7 separate regions of the Homo sapiens genome follow, and all the other regions are linked to region 1. A link is a contact called in ENCODE Hi-C or POLR2A ChIA-PET data. All regions are on one chromosome and are shown on one strand. Each heading gives the region's core, a stretch centred on a gene start or an enhancer-like site at or near the end of the contact. The rest is flanking DNA. Distances are from core to core; before and after follow the strand shown. Region 1 has its middle 43 kb from the start of CH25H. Region 2 holds the start of IFIT5 (interferon induced protein with tetratricopeptide repeats 5). Region 3 holds the start of ACTA2-AS1 (ACTA2 antisense RNA 1). Region 4 holds the start of IFIT1 (interferon induced protein with tetratricopeptide repeats 1). Region 5 has its middle 16 kb from the start of FAS. Region 6 holds the start of IFIT3 (interferon induced protein with tetratricopeptide repeats 3). Region 7 has its middle 33 kb from the start of MIR4679-1.

What was found. Hi-C counts contacts between places; a loop is a spot of excess contacts on that map. ChIA-PET counts read pairs that join two places held with the same protein, here RNA polymerase II (POLR2A). Pooled maps may share reads with other maps.
Region 2: a loop to region 1 is called in a map with no recorded cell type, with 11 times the contacts of the local background. The contact joins the promoter of IFIT5 here to the enhancer-like site in region 1. A Hi-C loop is called at or near these places in 2 of 37 single-sample maps with no recorded cell type and 7 of 50 pooled maps. POLR2A ChIA-PET finds 5 or more read pairs at or near these places in 2 of 52 experiments (T-cell and activated naive CD8-positive, alpha-beta T cell).
Region 3: a map of CD4-positive, alpha-beta memory T cell shows a loop between it and region 1 (11-fold over the local background). The contact joins the promoter of ACTA2-AS1 here to the enhancer-like site in region 1. A Hi-C loop is called at or near these places in 1 of 168 maps with a recorded cell type or tissue (CD4-positive, alpha-beta memory T cell), 1 of 37 single-sample maps with no recorded cell type and 12 of 50 pooled maps. POLR2A ChIA-PET finds 5 or more read pairs at or near these places in 1 of 52 experiments (BJ).
Region 4: a pooled map shows a loop between it and region 1 (5-fold over the local background). The contact joins the promoter of IFIT1 here to the enhancer-like site in region 1. A Hi-C loop is called at or near these places in 2 of 37 single-sample maps with no recorded cell type and 7 of 50 pooled maps.
Region 5: a pooled map shows a loop between it and region 1 (3-fold over the local background). The contact joins two enhancer-like sites. A Hi-C loop is called at or near these places in 1 of 37 single-sample maps with no recorded cell type and 6 of 50 pooled maps. POLR2A ChIA-PET finds 5 or more read pairs at or near these places in 1 of 52 experiments (activated naive CD8-positive, alpha-beta T cell).
Region 6: a loop to region 1 is called in a pooled map, with 3 times the contacts of the local background. The contact joins the promoter of IFIT3 here to the enhancer-like site in region 1. A Hi-C loop is called at or near these places in 6 of 37 single-sample maps with no recorded cell type and 12 of 50 pooled maps. POLR2A ChIA-PET finds 5 or more read pairs at or near these places in 2 of 52 experiments (both activated T-cell).
Region 7: a pooled map shows a loop between it and region 1 (7-fold over the local background). The contact joins two enhancer-like sites. A Hi-C loop is called at or near these places in 13 of 37 single-sample maps with no recorded cell type and 12 of 50 pooled maps. POLR2A ChIA-PET finds 5 or more read pairs at or near these places in 1 of 52 experiments (MCF 10A).

The regions. Positions count from the first base shown.
Region 1 is chr10:89,162,472-89,165,189 of GRCh38, forward strand. No RefSeq gene overlaps it. Among named protein-coding and RNA genes, the nearest start is that of CH25H, 43 kb to the right of the region's middle. RefSeq lists an enhancer at 1,108-1,157. Within about 2 kb of position 1,345, at least 9 of the 41 ENCODE cell types and tissues checked have a DNase peak (open chromatin) inside an H3K27ac peak, as active enhancers do.
Region 2 is chr10:89,413,192-89,415,909 of GRCh38, forward strand. It overlaps IFIT5 (interferon induced protein with tetratricopeptide repeats 5), which reads left to right and starts at 1,377. Exons shown (of 2, transcript NM_012420.3): 1 at 1,377-1,612. The coding sequence starts at 1,608. It also overlaps a transcript of LIPA not described here. RefSeq lists enhancers at 1,234-1,543, 2,154-2,253, 2,354-2,423.
Region 3 is chr10:88,931,327-88,934,044 of GRCh38, forward strand. It overlaps ACTA2-AS1 (ACTA2 antisense RNA 1), which reads left to right and starts at 1,358. Exons shown (of 5, transcript NR_125373.1): 1 at 1,358-1,633; 2 at 2,315-2,560. RefSeq lists an enhancer at 949-1,048.
Region 4 is chr10:89,391,268-89,393,985 of GRCh38, forward strand. It overlaps IFIT1 (interferon induced protein with tetratricopeptide repeats 1), which reads left to right and starts at 1,356. Exons shown (of 2, transcript NM_001548.5): 1 at 1,356-1,450. The coding sequence starts at 1,446. It also overlaps a transcript of LIPA not described here. RefSeq lists a silencer at 191-352 and enhancers at 905-954, 1,185-1,234, 2,036-2,085.
Region 5 is chr10:88,973,779-88,976,496 of GRCh38, forward strand. It overlaps a transcript of ACTA2 not described here and a transcript of FAS not described here. Among named protein-coding and RNA genes, the nearest start is that of FAS, 16 kb to the right of the region's middle. Within about 2 kb of position 1,338, at least 8 of the 41 ENCODE cell types and tissues checked have a DNase peak (open chromatin) inside an H3K27ac peak, as active enhancers do.
Region 6 is chr10:89,326,640-89,329,357 of GRCh38, forward strand. IFIT3 (interferon induced protein with tetratricopeptide repeats 3) reads left to right here and starts at 1,358. Exons shown (of 2, transcript NM_001549.6): 1 at 1,358-1,439. The coding sequence starts at 1,435. It also overlaps a transcript of LIPA not described here. RefSeq lists an enhancer at 1,126-1,365 and a silencer at 1,686-1,735.
Region 7 is chr10:89,028,615-89,031,332 of GRCh38, forward strand. No RefSeq gene overlaps it. Among named protein-coding and RNA genes, the nearest start is that of MIR4679-1, 33 kb to the right of the region's middle. Within about 2 kb of position 1,362, at least 5 of the 41 ENCODE cell types and tissues checked have a DNase peak (open chromatin) inside an H3K27ac peak, as active enhancers do.

The sequences.
Region 1 (2,718 bases), core at 95-2,594:
GTTATAACAATCTTTACTTGAATCTCAGCTTTGCCTCTTTTATACAATGTGACTTTTGGCAAGTTGTTCTCTAACTAATTCTTTCAGCTATAAAATATGGATATTAAACTACATCTGGAAGAATTATGAAGCATAAATAGGAACATACAGGAAAGTGCTTAGCATGGAGTTGGGGTATGAAAAGAACTTAATAAATATCAGTTATTCTCATCATTTTTATTTGATTCTGTGATAAAGGTCAAGGCAATTGTTTTCTGTAATGTTAGCAACATCTTACTGCTTAATTCTTTTATGTCTGTTGGTTGGTTGATTTGTTGCTGAGTTAACTAGTTGCTTTGTTTGGTTTGGATGTAAGCAAAACAAAGGATCATCCACCAGACCCCTCTTTGAACTTTTCTGGTATATATCATAAAACCCATTATGTAATGGCTCCAATTTGCTGCAAAGAAATGAACTGCCAAAGTATGATGTTACTTGCTCATGATATATTTAGAGATTATAACTTCTAATTTATTTTGAATTTAGCAGTGAACCTAAGGTTAAGAGGTGGCAGCAACTAATTTCCTCTGCTTATTTTCTTAATTTTTATTGTAACGATTGCATTCTTAGTATAATTATCTGTAAAAAATTGTTGTCTCCTCCATGAGATTACCTATAATCACGTTAAGTGCAAGACTCCATACCTAACACAGTGCCTGGCTCATAGTAGATGCTCAATAAACATTCCATGAATAATAAATGGAATATCTATTGCACATCTAATGTATGCCCTGAAATTATTTAATTTTTAAAACAATCATGCAAGGTAAATGTTATTATTCTCATTTCACAGATGAAGCAGTTGAACTCAGAGTTAATGAAGCTGCCAAAGAGACTGAAATTACATGACCTAAACTCAGGCTGTAGTAACCTTGGTGCTGGTGGCTGAGGCAGGACTGGCCCTGGATAGAATGTAGTAAGTGTGGGTCTCAGCTTGGCACTTCTCAGAGGCAGCTTTCTATTCTCCTCCCTGGTAAGGCCAATCTTAGTGGTTACCTTTATGTAAAGTAGAACTATGTCCTGTGCCAAGCAAGATAAGCAGCTCTATGCATGTCCCTAAGAAGCTAAAATAGATGCTCATCATCCCAGTCTGCAAATTAAGCCAAAATTTCAGTGTCACTAGCAGTCAACTCTCCAAAGACAAATAGGTTGTAATCTAGTTTCAGAAAGGAAAAAGTGACTAGTTGTCTGAAAGAACTGACATCACCTGCAAGCTAAGTACCTTTTCCTGTATCTGTGGGCTTTCTGCTCACCCTGGCTGTCTTGCTGTGCTCACTTGTACCAGATGGACGGCGAAACAAGACTTGCCAGGAAACTGAAACTTGCAACCAAACGAGAGAGACCAATTGCCAGACAGCGTGTCTCAACACTGCTCCGTCAGCACACAACTTATGTAATCGCCTGTTTATGCAACAGAGTACATGAATTTTAATTGATAGCACTGTTAGGTTTGATTCAGTGTCATCTAGTAGAGAGTTCTTCACTGGAAATTCTACTTGTGGTTCTACCACTAAATTTGTGGTATTAGGGGGTGGGAGGAAAAGTCAGAACCAGCTCTGTTTGCAATAATGCAACTCAATGCTGTATTCAAGGAGAAGTGGAGTGAACAGAGGGATGCTTCTTCAAAGTTGAACACATTGGAAAAAATGAAGAATTTGTAGCAGGGTTAGAGGAAATACAATAAGATATCAAGAACCTTATAACGTCTAAGTAACCAAAGCTGAGACAAGAGTGTTAGAAAAAGGAAGCTGTGTCTTTAGAACTAACAGTAAGTATAAAGCTCTCCACAGAGGAAGCATCTGCGCGCTTAGGTCTCACTTTAAATATCAGATCCTCTAGGAAGCCTTCACTACTTCCCCTACACCCCAAAACTGACTTAAAGAGTCATTGTGTGTGTTCAAGTAGCACCTTCTCTTCCACCTGTTATAGCCTGCATTGCACAACATCCTAACCAATGGCTTACTTGTCTCTCTTTCCACAAGTGTCAAAAATTTACCAGGACAGTGCTGGGACCTCATTCACTGTCATGACCCTTGCACCAAGCTCAAATCCTGGTATGTAATGAGCACCTCGGAAGAATTTGTTGAATTAATGAATAAACAGTGTCCCATGTTACACAAAATAGTGATGATCCCACTGAAGACCATCAAAGCCAAAGATGAAGGGAACATAAAAGAAGATATAGAACAACAAGAAGGAAGAGGAGGAAGAGTTGAAGGGAAAAGAGTTGGAGCAAGGAGAGGAAGGTGAAAAGAAATGAAGAAAGAGGATGGTAAGGAAGAAGAGGAAGGGAAGAGGAGTTGAATGGAGAAGAGGAGGAAAGAGGAGAAGGAGGAGGAATGATGAGGAGGCTGAGAATAAGAGATGAATGAGGAGGAGGAGGAGGAGTAAAAACAGCTTCAAAGAAAAGAAGTAGGAATAAACTCTGCCTCACAGAATATCATGACAGACATAAGGCTTATCCTCCAAATGGAAAAAAATGCGAAGCAATAGAAGTACTTGGAGGATCCCAAGCACTTCCAGGTAATGGTATGCAAAGTCCTGCAGTGGGAATGGTAGCAGCTGTGTGGAGTCCTGATATGGCCACTAGGGATGTCTTACTGGAGTGAGTGTACGTACGCTACCTGAACCTTATCTCGCTGCTCTCTCCTGCTGAGTCAGGGAGCAGATAACCCTCTC
Region 2 (2,718 bases), core at 127-2,626, 250 kb after region 1:
TATAAAAAGCAGATTCGTATACCTAAGTTATTCCAAATGTAAGTTTTCTATTAACTTATCAGTTTTTAAATTTATATTAAATTAAAAATCAGGTTCTTAATAGCCACAGGTGACCAGCAGTTTCTGTATAAGACAGTACAACTGTTAGAAGTGATTGCTTTAAATGAGGCACTCGCTTCAGGCACTAAGTTTTGAGGGGTGGGGTGCCAGAAGCTCAGTGATCAAGGTAGACAATATTTCAATGCAATATGTTTTTAAAAATTCAAAATCAGGCCAAGCATAGTGGCTCATGCCTGTAATCCCAGCATTTTGGGAGGCCACGATGGGCGGAACAATATTTAAGGTTTAGAAAAATATTTGTGCCCAGGTGTTGGAGACCAGCCTGGGCAACATGGCAAAACCCCGCCTCTACAAAAAATAAATTAATTAGCCCGACATAGTGGTGCACGCATATAGTCCCAGCCACTCAGGAGGCTGAGGTGGGAGGATCGCTTGAGCCATGAAGGTTGAGGCTGCAGTGAGCTGTCATCTCACCACTGCACTCCAACCTGAGTGACAGAGTGAGACCCTGTCTCAAAAAAAAAAAAAAAACCAAAATCAATGCAAAAGATGAATTATGGACAGGATATTGAGGTTTTGAATACAGACATTAACTCAATAAGGGTAAGGCCCGTGTCTGTTTTCTTTATTGTTATATTGACAGTACTTTGAACAAAGTCTGGCTCTTACAGTTGTTTGTCAATATTTGCTGAATGAATTCAAAGGGGACAAAATGTTTAAGGTATGGGTGTTTGACATTTTCTGCCTAGATCCCCAATACCACTCTTGTCTTTATTGGGTCCTTATTACAAAGCACCATTGGCGAAGGTATGGAAGAGAAGCAGTCTCCTACAATTGTGGGTAAGAGTGGATTTTTAAAGCTATTTGGCAATATCCGTCAAAACTTAAAATGTATATAGATTTTAGCTCCAAATTTCTCAGTTTACACCCAACAGAAATAACAGCATAGATGTATAGCATTGCAGTGTTGCTTGTTGAATCAAAAGACTGGAGTGGAAGCAGGGACTTAAGTTTCCGCCTGTAATCCCAGCACCTTGGGAGGCAGAGGCGGGCGCATCCCTTGAGATCACGACTGGGTGACACAGTGAGACGCTATCTCAAACAAACAAACAAACAAACAAACAGTTACACGGGCAGCATGCGAACTCAGCGTACTCAGGGAGGCAGATAAAAGCCGAGACCAAAGTGAAGGAGCCCAGCTGCAAATTCAACTCCGAAAGACCCTGGACTCCGCAAACGTCTGGCCGCGGCTCTTGAGCTCTTCTATTAAGTTTCGGTTTCTGAAGCTTACGTTTAGTTTCGATTTCTTAAGTTTCAGTTTCTGAGCGCTCGGCATCTGATTCAATCTCCAGTTTCCTGTTCTTGCTGGGGCTGGGGTCTCTCCTTTAACAAAGACACGCCGCGCGGCCGAGTCCAGGGGCTGCAGAGGCCTGGCGCGCGCACGCGCACGCGCACGCCCACCGCGCGGCTTCCCGCGGTCCCCGGTGCTGAGGAGAGAGCGATCCGAGGGACTGCGCCGCCCGGACGGCCTGCAGAGCGCTGCCATCATGAGGTAAGGGTTTTCCTTTGCCTCTCCTCCCAAGCCCTGCGTCGGCCTTGGTTTCAAACCGGGCTGCTTTTATTCATTTCCAGCGCAGTTCTGCGGCCTTTTCAGGGGCCGAGCCCCTCGCGCCCAGCAACCGGGCATCTGCGTTGGGGACCCTCCCCGGGCGCTCTGTCCCGGCGCGCGGCGTCTGAAGTCGGGCCTGCCGGGGAGGGTGGCCGAGTGGACGCTTCTCGGGAGTCCGGCCCCTCCCCAGCGCCTAAGAAGGCCGGTCAGGGAGGAGGAACAGGAGATGCTCCCCGGGAGCCTGTCCCATCCCTGGCGTCTGCGGTCGGGACTGTCAGGGTATGTGCCGGGCGACGCTCCCCCGGAAGGCCTGTCCACCCATCGCGACCCGACGGCTCTTCTCGGCAGCGGCGACGGTGACCGTGCTGGGTCCGCGGCCGCCGCCTCCGGGAAACTGGTCAGCGCCTGCAGAGCCCCCAGGCGCTGTTCCGGGGGCAGCTGCTACGTGCCACGGGTCTCCTTAGGCCTGTCGCGTGCCTCTCTTTCCAGCTGCCATTCCCTCGGTGTGGCATACGCGGTTTCGCCGCAGCCCTGCAGGCGTCAGGTTCGCCTGCCACTGCCAGTTTGCGTTTCTGATTTCTGGGTCTGAGTTCTTCCCTTCCCAGGAGCTACCTCTGTACCAAGCACAGATTGTTATCGTCCCACCCAATCCGCTGTTTTATGAGGATTTCTTTATCTGTTTCCTTTACTGATTTAGTATGATGGCGTCCTTTTCTTGATCATTTTGTATCCCCAGGGGCTAGCACCCCGCCCTGCACGTGGTTAGTGAACCTTCCGCATTTAATGAGTTGAGGAATGAGATGTTAAGGTCTTGGGCTCTAAAAGCAGATAGTCCCTTGTTCTAAATCCGGACTGAACTCCTACTAGTTGAGTGATCCCAAAGTTTCTCAAACTCTGTGAGTCTGTTCCTTATTTGTAAAAATTAATGGTGTCCATCTCTTGGGACTGTGGAAAAGGACAGTAATAAATCCTATCAGTTGACTGCTTAGCACATAATACTTGCACAATAAATGTTAATTATTCCCATTATAAGTTTAAAAAAAAAGTTT
Region 3 (2,718 bases), core at 108-2,607, 230 kb before region 1:
TCTTTGGGGTTCTCTTTTTCCCAGGTATGCAGCACTTTTACATCTCTGGGCCTCTGCTTGGAACACATCCCATGCAGGTCCTACTTCCCCTTCCCAAACCTTAACCCCTTCTAGCCCCCAGCCCTTTTTTTTGTCTACTCAATTCTTACCCTTTAAGCTTCTGCTTAAGCACTATCTTCTCAGGGAGGCAGCCTCTCCTGAGCTCCTGGCTCAAGTTAGAGCCCATGGCTATAAAAGCCAGTACCCCATATAATTCTTCTTTTGAACCCCTGACAATGTACCCAACTGCTTATTTAGTGCCCATCTTCCTCACTTGGCTGCAGGTTCCATCCAGGCAGAACCTTGCCTAGTTCTATTTCCTTGACACTGCTCTCTGTCCTAGCTCATAGTGCTCTTCAGACATTACTTAAGTTGACTCTGCTCTCCCAGGAATAAACATTACTTCATACTCTGAAAAGGAAGAACCCTATCTCAGGCTGCCCCATTTTCTCTCCCTCTCTCTTTTTTTTTTTTTTTTTTGGCTGTCTCTTTCTGAATAAACTGAGCTGCGCTGCAGCAATGGCTTCTGGTTGCCTGCAAGTGTGTGTTGGTCCAGACAGCCTCCTCCCTAACTACAGTCAGACGTTCTTCTCCAAGCTGTTCTGTTAGAAATTCTTCTAAAGAGAATTTCCTAGCTACACAAATGATACCACATTAACAACAGAGGATTATTATTATTATTATTATTATTATTATTTTGAGGCGGAGTTCCACTCCTTTTTGCCCAGATTGGAGTACAATGATGCGATCTTGGCTCACTGCAACCCCTGTCCCTGGGTTTCAAGCAATTCTCCTGCCTCAGATGCCTGAGTAGCTGGGATTACAGGTGCGTGCCACCACGCTTGGCTAATTATGTATTTTTAGTAGAGATGGGGTTTCACCATGTTGGCCAGGCTGGTCTTGAACTCCTGACCTCAGGTGATCTGTCTGCCTCGGCCTCCCAAGACAACAGAGGATTATTTTTAAGTAAATAATGCCTCTTCCCACACATCTGCTCACAGTAATGGCAGCATGATGTGAATTAATGTCATTAGAAACCCATGCTGTCCTCCAGAGTTGCAAAAGCCTGTCATAGGAAAATTTTATAGTCATAGAAGGATGTTCCCCTCCTTTGAGAGTCTGGTTTGCTATTGTTAGAGGAGAGAAGAGGATTCAGAAGGCTGCCAAACCTGTATGTTGCTGGTTTTGTCTCCTCTGGAGATTGGTGTGACGCTCATGAAGGGGACTCAGCCACCTGTGCAAAGCCCAGCCCTTTATTAAGTCACTGGGCATCTCATGGAGTCAGGGGATGAATTACTGATAGATGACTGGGAGGAGGGTGCTTAGGCACTGCAGTTGAGTGGCTCACAAGGAGCTAAAATTTCACTAATGCGTATTCAGTGGGTGGTTCTGGTTTGCCTGATTTTTGCCTCTGGGCATGGCTGTTTCAGCCTGAGAGGCTGTTCCAAGAATGTTGCTTTACTAGGAGCTCATGCCGCCTGGTGGTAAATATGAAGTACAGCAGTGCAACAGACCAGTTTTACTCCAAGGAAACCCTGTAGAGATGACAGCAATGGTTGGTGATTTCTGCCTCAATTATGAAAGTGATCTGGTGGCAAGTATCTGCACACTAATCCTTAAGTTTAAATCTAGTGGCTATGAGGTGCCCCTGCATGGCAAGCATGAATTTGCAGCTGGAAGATTTCCCTCGATCATATTCCAGTGGTTCTTAAATTTTGATGTACATAAGAATCACCAGGGAAATCTGATTGAAGTTCAGGTTTCCAGCTTCAGCTCCAGAGATTCTAGCTCAGCGGGTGTTAGATGTGACCCAGGGCTCTACCCATTTAAAATGAGCTTCCGATGAGGTTGGTCCGTGTAGCCTATTCTTTGGGAAATGCTGGCCTAATGGCTAAAAACATGAATTGGAAACCAAGCACAAGAAGGAGCAAGCTGATACTTCTGCCAGCAGCATGACATTGGGCTGCTGCTAGCCTCAGTTACTCTTCTGTAAAAAGGCAGTAATGGCCAGGTGCTGTGCCTCACGCATGTAATCCCAGCACTTTAGGAGGCCAAAAAGTGGGAGGATCGTTTGAGCCCAGGAGTTCAAGACCAGCCTGGGCAACATGGCAAGATCCCATCTCTATTTTTTTTTAAAGTCAGGCAAAATTCACAGGGCTGTTGCAGGAGAAAATGGGATCCTAATATAAAGAGCTTGATTCAGGCTCTGGTCATGGCAGGCACCAGTACATCCCAGCTCTTATTATTTGTGGTATTAATCCTAATTATCTGCAAGTTACAGGGCCAGAGAAGACTAGGGGAGTTCGGGTTTTCTAGACCAAACAGACACTCAGTCCTGGGCCTGGAGGTCTCTGCAGTGAGGTGCTGCCACAGACAGAGCCACCTTAACTCCTCAGGACAACCAGTGGCTTCCGACACACACTATGCACTGGAGGGCAAGCAGCTCTCAGCTTGGGAGCAACTGAGGATGGTGAACAGCCTGGGCAAGGAGTGCTCTGAGGCTAAGACCCTGAACAGCAGGGTCAGTATTTTTTTATATCTTTGTGCCTTTCAGGCCAAATGGAAGTTGGTAGCTCTCCTATCCCATTGCATTTCTAGAGCAATCTCTGTCTCCTCAATTATAAAGTGCGCTGATAATACTTCCCCAGATAGTTGTGAAGAACAGCTGAGAGATGATAT
Region 4 (2,718 bases), core at 106-2,605, 230 kb after region 1:
CAGTGGTGTGACCATGGCTCACTGCAGCCTCTACCTCCTGGGCTCAAGTGAGCCTCCCACCTCAGCCTCCTGAGTAGCTGAGACCACAGACACACACCACCACACCCAGCTTTTTTTTTCAGTTTTTTTGTAGAGTTGGGGTCTCCCTATGTTGTCCAGGCTGGTCTACAATTCCTGGGCTCAAGTGATCCTCCCGCCTTGCCTTCCAAAATACTGGGACTTACAGGCCTGAGCCAATGCACCCGGACAACAATTTTTTATTTTTTATTTATTTATTTTTTTAGACGGAGTCTCGCTCTGTCACCAGACTGGAGTACAGTGGTGTGATCTCGGCTCACTGCAACCTCTGCCTCCCAGGTTCAAGCAATTCCCCTGCCTCAGCCTCTCGAGTAGGTGGGACTACAGGTGCACACCACCACACCCAGCTAATTTTTTGTATTTTAGTAGAGAGGGGGTTTCACCATGTTGGCCACGATGGTCTCCATCTCCTGACCTTGTCATCCGCCCACCTTGGCCTCCCAAAGTGCTGGGACTACAGGCATGAGCCACCGCACCCAGCCAAGAATCATTATTTTTAACTTGATGACTGAAAATAATAATAATAATAGTTACCACTTATTTGCATGCTTCTATGTGCCAGGTAGTTGCTAACTATTTAAACTCAAATTCCATGAACTGTAGTGGAGGTTGTACTGGAATTTGATTCAGAATGACAGTGTCCATGATGGAGCAATAGAGGGCTCTCTATTTCAAACCATACCTCCTTGCTTTTACCTCCTGCCTAAGTCATCAGGGGTTAGAAGGCTTTCTAGGTATTGGTCTCTTTCCTTCATTCCTAAACCAGATTGGTTGCTTATTTCCGTCAAGCTGAAACCAAAAGTAAGCAACCAAAAAGCAACCAGCAACCAAAAGCCTTGTTACTCAATTAATTAAGAGTAGATTTTTATATTTGATAGTAGGTTCCTTCTAAATATAGAAACTGAAAATAGAGCTATCTCCTTCAATTCTCCTTTTTCTGTGTATTCATCCAGAATCCAGCCACCAACTGCCACAATAGGCAGCAATGGACTGATGTTCTTTAGGGAGGACGTGAATCTCGTTCCAAATGCTGGCCAGTCATTGGGTTTCTGCAGCACTAGAAACATCTATGGTTGCAGGTCTGCAGTTTATCTGTTTTAAAATAGAAACAAAGTTTCATTCCCCACCCCCCCCCGTCAGCAGGAATTCCGCTAGCTTTAGTTTCACTTTCCCCTTTCGGTTTCCCTAGGTTTCCAACTTGCAAGGACACACCCACAGCTTACACCATTGGCTGCTGTTTAGCTCCCTTATATAACACTGTCTTGGGGTTTAAACGTAACTGAAAATCCACAAGACAGAATAGCCAGATCTCAGAGGAGCCTGGCTAAGCAAAACCCTGCAGAACGGCTGCCTAATTTACAGCAACCATGAGGTAAGGATTTCTTTGCTCCTCTGCCATAATGTCTAAAGTTTTTGAAAAAATGGTAATTAAATACTATTTCAACAGGTTAGATCTCAGTGAGGTCAGGTTTTCTAATTCCTCGATTTGAGTATCTGCTTATGGACTGAATGTGTGCATGCATGTGTGTGCACGTTCACACATACATAAATTGTTTAATGCATTTTTATGTTTGTTAGCATGAACTTGAGGAAGCTTACCTCATGCTATAGCCCAAAGAAGGGGAGGGAAATGGGAAAAGAGTTTTGCAGGAAGGGAGAAAATGATCCCAATCTGAGAGATTCTTTCCCATCAGATTCACTTCTGTCTGATATGGGGAAGGAATGGACAGCTTGTCTGAGTAGAGGCATTGCTTTCTGCAGGTTCTTTACCACAGAGAAAAAGCAGGACCCACAAGAATGTGAAAGCCTCAGTCTTGCAGCCTCTCTGATGTCTTGTGGGTAATACAGTGGAGATGTGGTAGGAAAAGCTCACAGCCTTCCTCCATAGGCTTCTGGTCTCACTTTCTGCACTGCTGGCCTCTTACAACAGGTTTTCGCAATCAGGCTGAGCTTAAGATAAACAGATTGCCTCCTCCCTGGAAAATCTAGGCTCTTGGTACGTCCTTGACTGAAGATGATCCACATCTGCTTGGGAAGATCCGTATCTTCCTTACCTAAAGGGCCTAATGTGGGAATTTCTCAGCTGATTTAAAAACCATTACTTAGGCCGGGCAAGGGGGCTCATGCTTGTAATCCCAGCACTTTGGGAGGCCAAGGTGAGCAGATCGCCTGAGGTCAGGAGTTGGAGCCCATCCTGGCCAACATGGTGAAACCCCATCTCTACTAAAAATACAAAAATTTGGGCATGGTGGCACATGCCTGTAGTCCCAGCTACTTGGGAGGCTGAGGCAGGAGAATCACTTGAACCTGGGAGGCGTAAGTTGCAGTGAGCTGAGATTGTACCACTGCACTCCAGCCTGGGCAACAGAGCGAGACTCCGTCTCAAAAACAAACAAACAAACAAAAAATCCATTACTTAATACTGATTTGTAAATTTTCCCCTCAGTGCTCCAGTTGGCAAAATTTTGAAGAGGTAAAAATTCCAGAAAATGCACATTACAGGCCTATGATGAACCCTCCTCTGTAAACAGATGGAGTTGGTACTGATAATTAAAATAATAATAATATTAAATGTTATAAAGGTAGTTATCACTTCTTGAATTCGTATTAAGTGACAGCCTGGCTTCTAAAAGTGTTATG
Region 5 (2,718 bases), core at 88-2,587, 190 kb before region 1:
TACATAAATATTTACCTCTATGTCTTGTGTGTTTTTGTTATGAGACAGAGTCTCACTCTGTCGCCCAGGCTGGAGTGCAGTGGCACAGTCTCAGCTCACTGCAACCTCCACCTCCCAGGTTCAAGCGATTCTCATGCCTCAGCCTCCCGAGTAGCGAGGACTACAGGCGTGCACCACCACGCCCAGCTAATTTTTGTATTTTTAGTAGAGATGGGGTTTTACCCTGTTGGCCAGGGTGGTCTCGAATTCCTGACCTCTGATGATCTACCCGCCTGGACCTCTCAAAGTGCTGGGATTACAGACATGAGCCACTGTGCCCTGCCTCTGTTTTGTGTATTTACATAAATACATGTCTCCAGAGCTTTAAATTCTTCTTAAATTTTAAAACTAGAACTAAACCAGACATTGAGAGGACCCAGAAATATACCCTGACTAACGTGGGTGGAATTTCATTTGGCTTGACTCTTTGGTGAAAAAAAAAAAAATCAGGCTCTCAAGGACTCAATTTGGTGAACCAATGCCAAATAGAAAAATGTTCTTGACATTTTCCCCAAAATAGATGTCTAAAGATTTTGCACTTCAAATTGGTACTTTATGTATTAAAAGTGATATTGAAACTAAATTCCTACCCAATTAGTTGAAAAATATGAAAAAAGCAATTGCTAGAGAATGCAATTTATTAAATGTTGGTGGTCTTTTAAAAAATGAATTCCTCTTGTAGCCAGTGAGATCAGTTATTTATTTATTTATTTTAATAGTAACAAGGTCTCACTATATTGTCCAGGCTGATCTTGAACTCCTGGCCTCAAGCTGTCCTCCCATCTCAGCTTCCCAAAGTGCTGAGATTATAGGCATGAGCCACCATGCCTGGCTAGTTAATGGTTATTAAGTAATACAAACATTTCTGTGAATTCCACCAGATCATTGACTTTGGCATAGTTCACTTAAGACTTTGTTTGATAAAATAAATCTCTTTCACTCTAATTAGGAAGCATTTTTGGGATCCTGATTAATGCTCTAATATTGTGGGGCCAAAAAATATGTGGAACGTGGCCCTGCAGTTAGATGAGCTGAGATCACTATAGTACTATATAGCGCTCTAAATCCTAAATGCTAGATCACTGTAATACTGTACAGATCAGCCACTTGCTGGCTTGTGACTCTGGGCCATTTACTTCACCTCTCAAAAGGCATATTTAAAGTGAGGAAAATAATAAGTTTATTTTGGAAATTCAGTTAGATGATGCAAATTGTTTACTGTAATTTCTAGCATGTAGTTCGTGCTCCATGCATTTAACTGTTATTACAGGTTGTATTAGTATCACATTAAATTACCCACTGAAGTGAAAGTGAAACCAGAATGCTGTCAACGATTAAAAAAAAAAAAAACTCTCAAGCAAGAGCAAACAATGATACTGCCTCTACATTTTCCAAATCTTTGAATGCTTGGCTATTTTAAGGTTTGTGAGGAAAAGATTGCTAAATTTATACAAAAGGAAGGAGATAAATCAGAGGCGGAAGAAACCGTGTACAGAGCAGCGTGTGCATTTGAATGAGGTATTAGCTCCATGCAGAAAAATTAGTTGAGAAGGACAATAGTACTGTCATACTTTTTAAAAACTGAAAGTACCTGAAAGTGTTTGTTTTTTTCTTATTACAGACTAGACATAATAACAATTTTCCTGTCATTCCTGCTTTCCCAGTTCTCCAATACGTAAAGAATCAGGTGGAACAGTAGAGATGGTACAGGAAGGGGCATGGAGAGCAAAGGGAACTATCAGCAAATAAATGTGTGGGCTCTGGGCTTAGGAAAATGGGGCCCTGACTACTTTTCCACTGGATCGTAAGTTCCATGAGAGTAGGATTTTTTTTTTTCAATGTTGGTCAATGCTGCGCCTCCAGGTCATAAAACAGTGCCTGGCACATATTGGCCTCTTAATAAATATTCGAGAATTAAAGAAAGGCCACAAACCAGGAGATACTTGACAGAGCAGGAGGTGACTTGGTGACTTGAGCTTTTGAGGCTCACCTCCATTGAATCTGTCCTCTATGCTTAGATTCGGGGAGTTTTTAGTGCACTATCAGTATACAGTACTACTCCCATTGTGTTATACCATAATACTATGCAGTGAGATTAATAGAAGCCAAATTTCTTTCCTCTTCATTTGGCTGACAAATTAATTGTCACCAAAATCTGATGTCTCTTTCAAGTTTGAGGCAAGGTCAAATGACCCAGCCACTGAATCTTATGTCCCATCCCGATTAGGACCCAACCATACATTACTATTATCAATTAGTTATAGTGATAATATAATGTGTAATACAGGGGTGTCCAATCTTTTAGCTTCCCTGGGCCACATTGGAAGACTAAGAATTGTCTTGGGCCACACATAAAATACACTAACACTAACTATAGCTGATGAGCTAAAAAAAAAATCGCCAAAAATCTCATAATGTTTTAAGAAAGTTTACGAATTCGTGTTGGGCTGCATTCAAAGCCATCCTGGGCTGCATGTGGCCCACGGGCCGTGGGTTGGACAAGGTTGGTATAATAGATAACATATAATTAATATATTGATATTATCACAAATGCCAGAGTAAACAAGGGGAAACTATTTAGTCTCTAACAAAAGGATTGATAGGCCAAGGAAAATATATTGGTTCATTATGAGGATCACGGAAAATGGAGAAAATTAGTACATTAATTACATTTGAATA
Region 6 (2,718 bases), core at 108-2,607, 160 kb after region 1:
TGTGATTATTACTCATTGTATGCTCGCATCAAATATCTCATGTACCCCATAAATATATATATCTACTATGTGTCCACAAAAAATTTTTAAAAATAATAAGAATTGGCTTAAAAAATGCTGTTTCCTGGGCCCCACCCTAGACTGATGGTCAGATACCTAATGTTGACAAAAAAAGTCAAACTCTGTAAAACATTTGAAGAGATTTATTCTAAGCCAAATATGAATGACCTATGGCCTGTGACACAGCCCTCAGGAGATCCTGAGAACATGTGCCAGGCCACAACTTGGTTTTATACATTTTAGGGAGACATAAGGCATCAATCAATACATGTAAGGTGTACATTGGCTAGGTCCAGAAAGGTGGGACAATTGGAAACAGGGAAGCGGGGCAGCTTCCAAGTCATAGGCAGATTCAAAGATTTTCTGATTGACAATTTGTTGAAAGAGTTATTATCAATAGAAAGGAATGTTTGGAGACATCCAATAGAAATTCAATAGACAATCATTAGAAAGGAATGTCTGGGTCGTGGAGACCAAGGTTTTATTATGCAGATGAAGCCTCCAAGTAGCAGGCTTCAGAGAGAATAGGTTGTAAATGTTTCTTAATACACTTAAAAAGAGCATGTTCTGGCTGGGTGCAGTGGCTCATGCCTGTAATCCCAGCACTTTGGGAGGCCAAGGTGGTTGGATCACCTGCTATCAGGAGTTCAAGACCAGCCTGACCAACATGGCGAAACCTCGTCTCTACTAAAAATACAAATATTAGCCGGGCATGGTGGTGGGTGCCTGTAATCCCAGCTACTCGGGAGGCTGAGGCAAGAGAATCACTTGAACCCAGGAGGCAGAGGTTGCAGTGAGACGCAATCATGCCACTGCATTCCAGCCTGGGCAACAGAGTAAGACTCTGTCTCAAAAAAAAACAAAAACAAAAACAAAAAAAGAGTGTGTTCTATTAGTAATTCCAAAAGGAAAAAGGATGTAATGAGGCATATCCAGCTTCCCCTTCACATCAGTTTTCAGGTTAACTTTGGAATGCCCTTGGCCAAAAGCAGGGGTCCAGTCACATGGTTGGTGAGTATGGCCTTAGAATTTAATTTTTTGGTTTACATTAGGAATGCTTCCACATTCTCTCAAACAAATTTTAGTCACAGTTTTGAATAACGTACTCTGGCTCAGCCATTGCAGGTCTCAAGCCGTTAGGTTTCATTTTCCTCCTCCCAACGATTTTAAATTAGTTTCACTTTCCAGTTTCCTCTTCCTTCCCCTAAAAGCAATTACTCAAAAACGGAGAAAACATCAGCTGATGCGTGCCCTACTCTCCCACCCCTTTATATAGTTCCTTCAGTATTTACTTGAGGCAGACAGGAAGACTTCTGAAGAACAAATCAGCCTGGTCACCAGCTTTTCGGAACAGCAGAGACACAGAGGGCAGTCATGAGGTCAGTGAAATAAGAATGCATAATCATGCTTGTTTTTGAGTGCAAATTGTAAGTTGAGTTTCTTACTGTGCAGGCACATTCCTGAATTGTCCTGATGTTTATAGATTCAATATGTCTTTATCAGTCTGAGCATTTGTAAGATGTTTGAGGGGTTTTTCCCTGTGGCTTTTTTTGGTGTACACACAGGCTTCTTAAGTTTCTGGAATGGTTCCCTACGGAACTACATGGGGGGAGGCAGGGTGGGGAATGCATCAGCTCATGTTTCCTCCCTGTGTGCAGCTATTTCCTGCAATGAGAGGAAGGCTTGGCAGGAGCGGTGTATTTCACTCAGCCACAAACTTGGCTGATTCAAGGGTAGACCTAAGGGAATTACTCTTTTGGGTTTTTCTGTTATTGTCATTTTGTTTGAAAAGATTAAGTCACAGGCTTTTTTTCTTGTAATTTTAAAAGGAGGAATTTATTTTCAACAGATATTGTGAAAGATACAATCAGTACTGCAAACCCACTCATGAAGAAGGCAATTTTGCCCTGAAACGTTGCATTACTTTAAGGTGGGAAGTGGAAGAAACAATTCTTACAAATGGGCATTTTTGTCATTTCTTATATAAAAACAAACCCAAAGCTTAGCATTTATTTTTATTGATGTAGTGAATGCTGGTCAGCAGCAAAAAAAGAATTTCTCCTCAAAAGTGTAATGACCTAATCTATTATCTAAAACTAGTCTAATCTCTAATGGTGGGAAGCAGATCAGTGGTTGCCTGGAGATGGTGGGGATTGAGTAGGAAGGCTCCCAAAAGAATCTTTTTAGAATCATAGGAATAGTCTATAGGGAGGTAGTGATGGTGGCTACATATGCATAAACATTTACCAAAACTCATCAGACTATACACTGAAAATGGGTGCATCTTATTGTATATAAAGCATAATCTCAGTAAACTTGATTTTTAAATTTATATATTGACCTCCTGGAGTTCTTCAGGGGATAGCATGTTAGGGAGAACTAAGAGAAAAGGATGCCTTTCCCACCAAGCATCTCTAGGAAAGGAGTGAGGAGGTGATTGCCAGGGAGGGAAGACCCCATCGACCATTCAGGGGGGCAGAAAAGGAAAACTGGATTCCCTACCTTACTCTGCCCCAAGGACTTGAAGATGCTCTGCAATGTCATGTTTGGGGATGAGATGGGTAAGAGGAATTCACTGCCAAATACCTCAGTATATAGAATACCCTTTTATATAGAATAAGTTCCTGGTCAAGAGTGATGTTAATTGTGTCTGTGTGA
Region 7 (2,718 bases), core at 112-2,611, 130 kb before region 1:
GAACACTTGCAATCTTTAACGTCCTGCTAGGACTAAAAAATTGTGTCTATCCTCTTCCTACTTTGAAATTTGAGTTTGATAGATAGGGTTTCAGCAGCAACTTGGAGATGCTAAACAACAAATAATATCAGATTCACTCTGGAGGCTGCAGCAGAAAGATCATCAAAGATATGGTTTGGAAGATGTGACTTGAGGGGAATAAAAATGAAGTTATTGAACCAAAATTAGCCCTGTTTATGGGTTTGTTCATTCATTCAATAAATGCTTATTGTATTTCTACTCTGTGCCAGGCACTGTACTAGGTCTGGCTTATATACATGGTTACCTCCTGGAACCATTAGTCAAGAGGCAGACACTAATGGGATAGTGACACAGTTAAATGCTAAACACAACTTTGGCAGATGTCATTAGAAGAAAATGTAATGTGGGAGCATGACAGGAGGACTTGACTTAGTGTGTGAAGTCAGGAAAGTGACCAAGGATCTGAAATCTCACGAAACGAAGGTCTTGCTAAAGGTTCCCTGGCAGGAGCAAGAAAGAGGAGCAGAGAGATTGGAGGAAAGGAGATCAAGAACAGCCTGAAGCCTGTTCATGTGGGGGTAGTCACTGACTGTGGCTTTACTTATACAGCAGCTTGGGAGGTTTGACATTCAAGGCAGGAGAAGTACTTGTAAAGATTGCCCAAACTGAGGACTTATTAATAGCTGACAACTTCCACAGATTCCTGGGATGGCTTGAGCAAACTTTTTTGTTATCTTGAAGGCTGAATGTTTCATGTTTTTGTCCGCCTAGCCATACAGCACTAGCTGTGTTTGGGGCCCTCCACGTAATTCTGTGGTCTGTATCATGTGTCTGCCAAGTGAAACCCCCCATGAAGATTTTCTTGTGAATTTCCAGATGTTAGTGTGTTGAAATTGAATGGAGAAGAGTCCCTCTTATCTCTGTATATTCCTGGGAATTGAAAGGGATGGCGGTCCCTCTTCCCAACATTGAAATCAGCCTTGGCTTCTTCAGGAAGATTTTGTAACTATGACAAATATATATATATATATTTTTAAAATTTTCATTTTAGGGCCAAAGTTCTAGAAAGCTAGACATGTGTCAGCTGCAGAAAGTATCCACCGAGATGAATGGTTTTGGCTCTGCTGGCTATTGCATGGCATGATGACCTCGTGTTCCCAGCCCTAAATGAGTAAATTAACCTCAGCTAGGAGAAAAAATCTTAGCTACAAAACCAAAGGCCAAAGTCCAGAGGACTCGTCAGCTTCATCAGTAGAGAGTGAGTATAGCTCAACACAAATCCATCACTGAAAGCAGTGCAACCAAGGCAGCGGCGAGGTTGGTGGGGGCTGGGAGGAATCAACTTCTCTAATGACAGACAAGGCTGTGCTTCACTTCCACATGGCCACAAGGTGGCAGTGTTTCTCCTGGTACTAAAATTTGCCCCTGCTTGTATGAAAAAGACTTATTCCCTATGGAAACAATGTCTGTCATTTCACATTTTGATTCATTTTTTTTCCTCAACAGAGAAACAGGCCAGCATGGGGTAAGGCAAGGATTAAATGTGAAATCGGGTAGTCCAGGTTCTAATTCTAGCTCTGCCGTGAACTAACTGTATAACTTTGGATTTACCATGTCTGAGTTTCAATTTGCTCATCCACAAAATGGAGATACATCTCGCCTGCTCTTCTTATAATTGTCAGGCACAATAATAAACTATATATGCAAGTGTGATCAATTATAACGTACCATAACACTGGTTCTTAACTTTTAATATAAGAATCACATGAGGAAATTTTAAAAATACACACCCTCAAGGCCCAGCTTCTAAAGATGTTTCAAGAAGTCCAGGCCTATGCCTTAGAGTTTGTATACTACTACATATTCATCTGCAGGTATCAAGATGATGAAGGCCTAGGGACCACAATTTGAGAAACTACACTATGCAAATATATACCAGTAGAAAGTGAGAGGTTAAGGCACAGAAGTTTCTCTTACCTTTTCATGTAATGGTATTTATTTTTCTCTATTTTGAGTAAAAGTTTTACAAACACTCCACTACCCTTAGATTAACTAACTGAGGGCAGAAGTCTATATTTTATTCACCTCCTTATGTTCACAGCAATTGTTAGGATGTTAATTGGATAATAATCAGATAACAATGGTTATCTGAATCTTTGATGGAGGTAATCTGTAGAGCATCCCTAGCAATGTCACTCCATTTACAGGGATATTTGGTGATAGGACCTGGCAGACTCAATAGAATTCACCTGAGCTTTGCCTTTGTACCCCCATGGGCTCATTTTTGTCACCTAGTAAGTGACCAGTGCCATTTAGCAATTGCTGAATCATGGGCTTCACTGTGCTGAAACAGTTGTGCAGGAAATTTAGCAATGAGGTTCCATAAAACTCCCGGAGTTTTCTGTCACTATGGTTATCACAGATCACCAGGGCTTTTCAACCAGCACCGGCAGTATTTTCAGGGTCTTTAAGAGAGACTTAGCCCCCTTACTCCTCAGAGGGTGCTCCCTGCTGAGCTGTTGCCCTAAGAGAGGGTCTAGTTCAAAGGTGAATATAGCAGGAGAGATGTGCAGTCTGGCACCTTGGGCCTGTGGCCAGGGTACAATAGCTCGAATGTGATATCCCCAGCACCTGAATGTGGATATTCAAATCTCCTCTTAGGTAACAGCAAAGAAGACTCTTAGCAAAGTTGTCAGA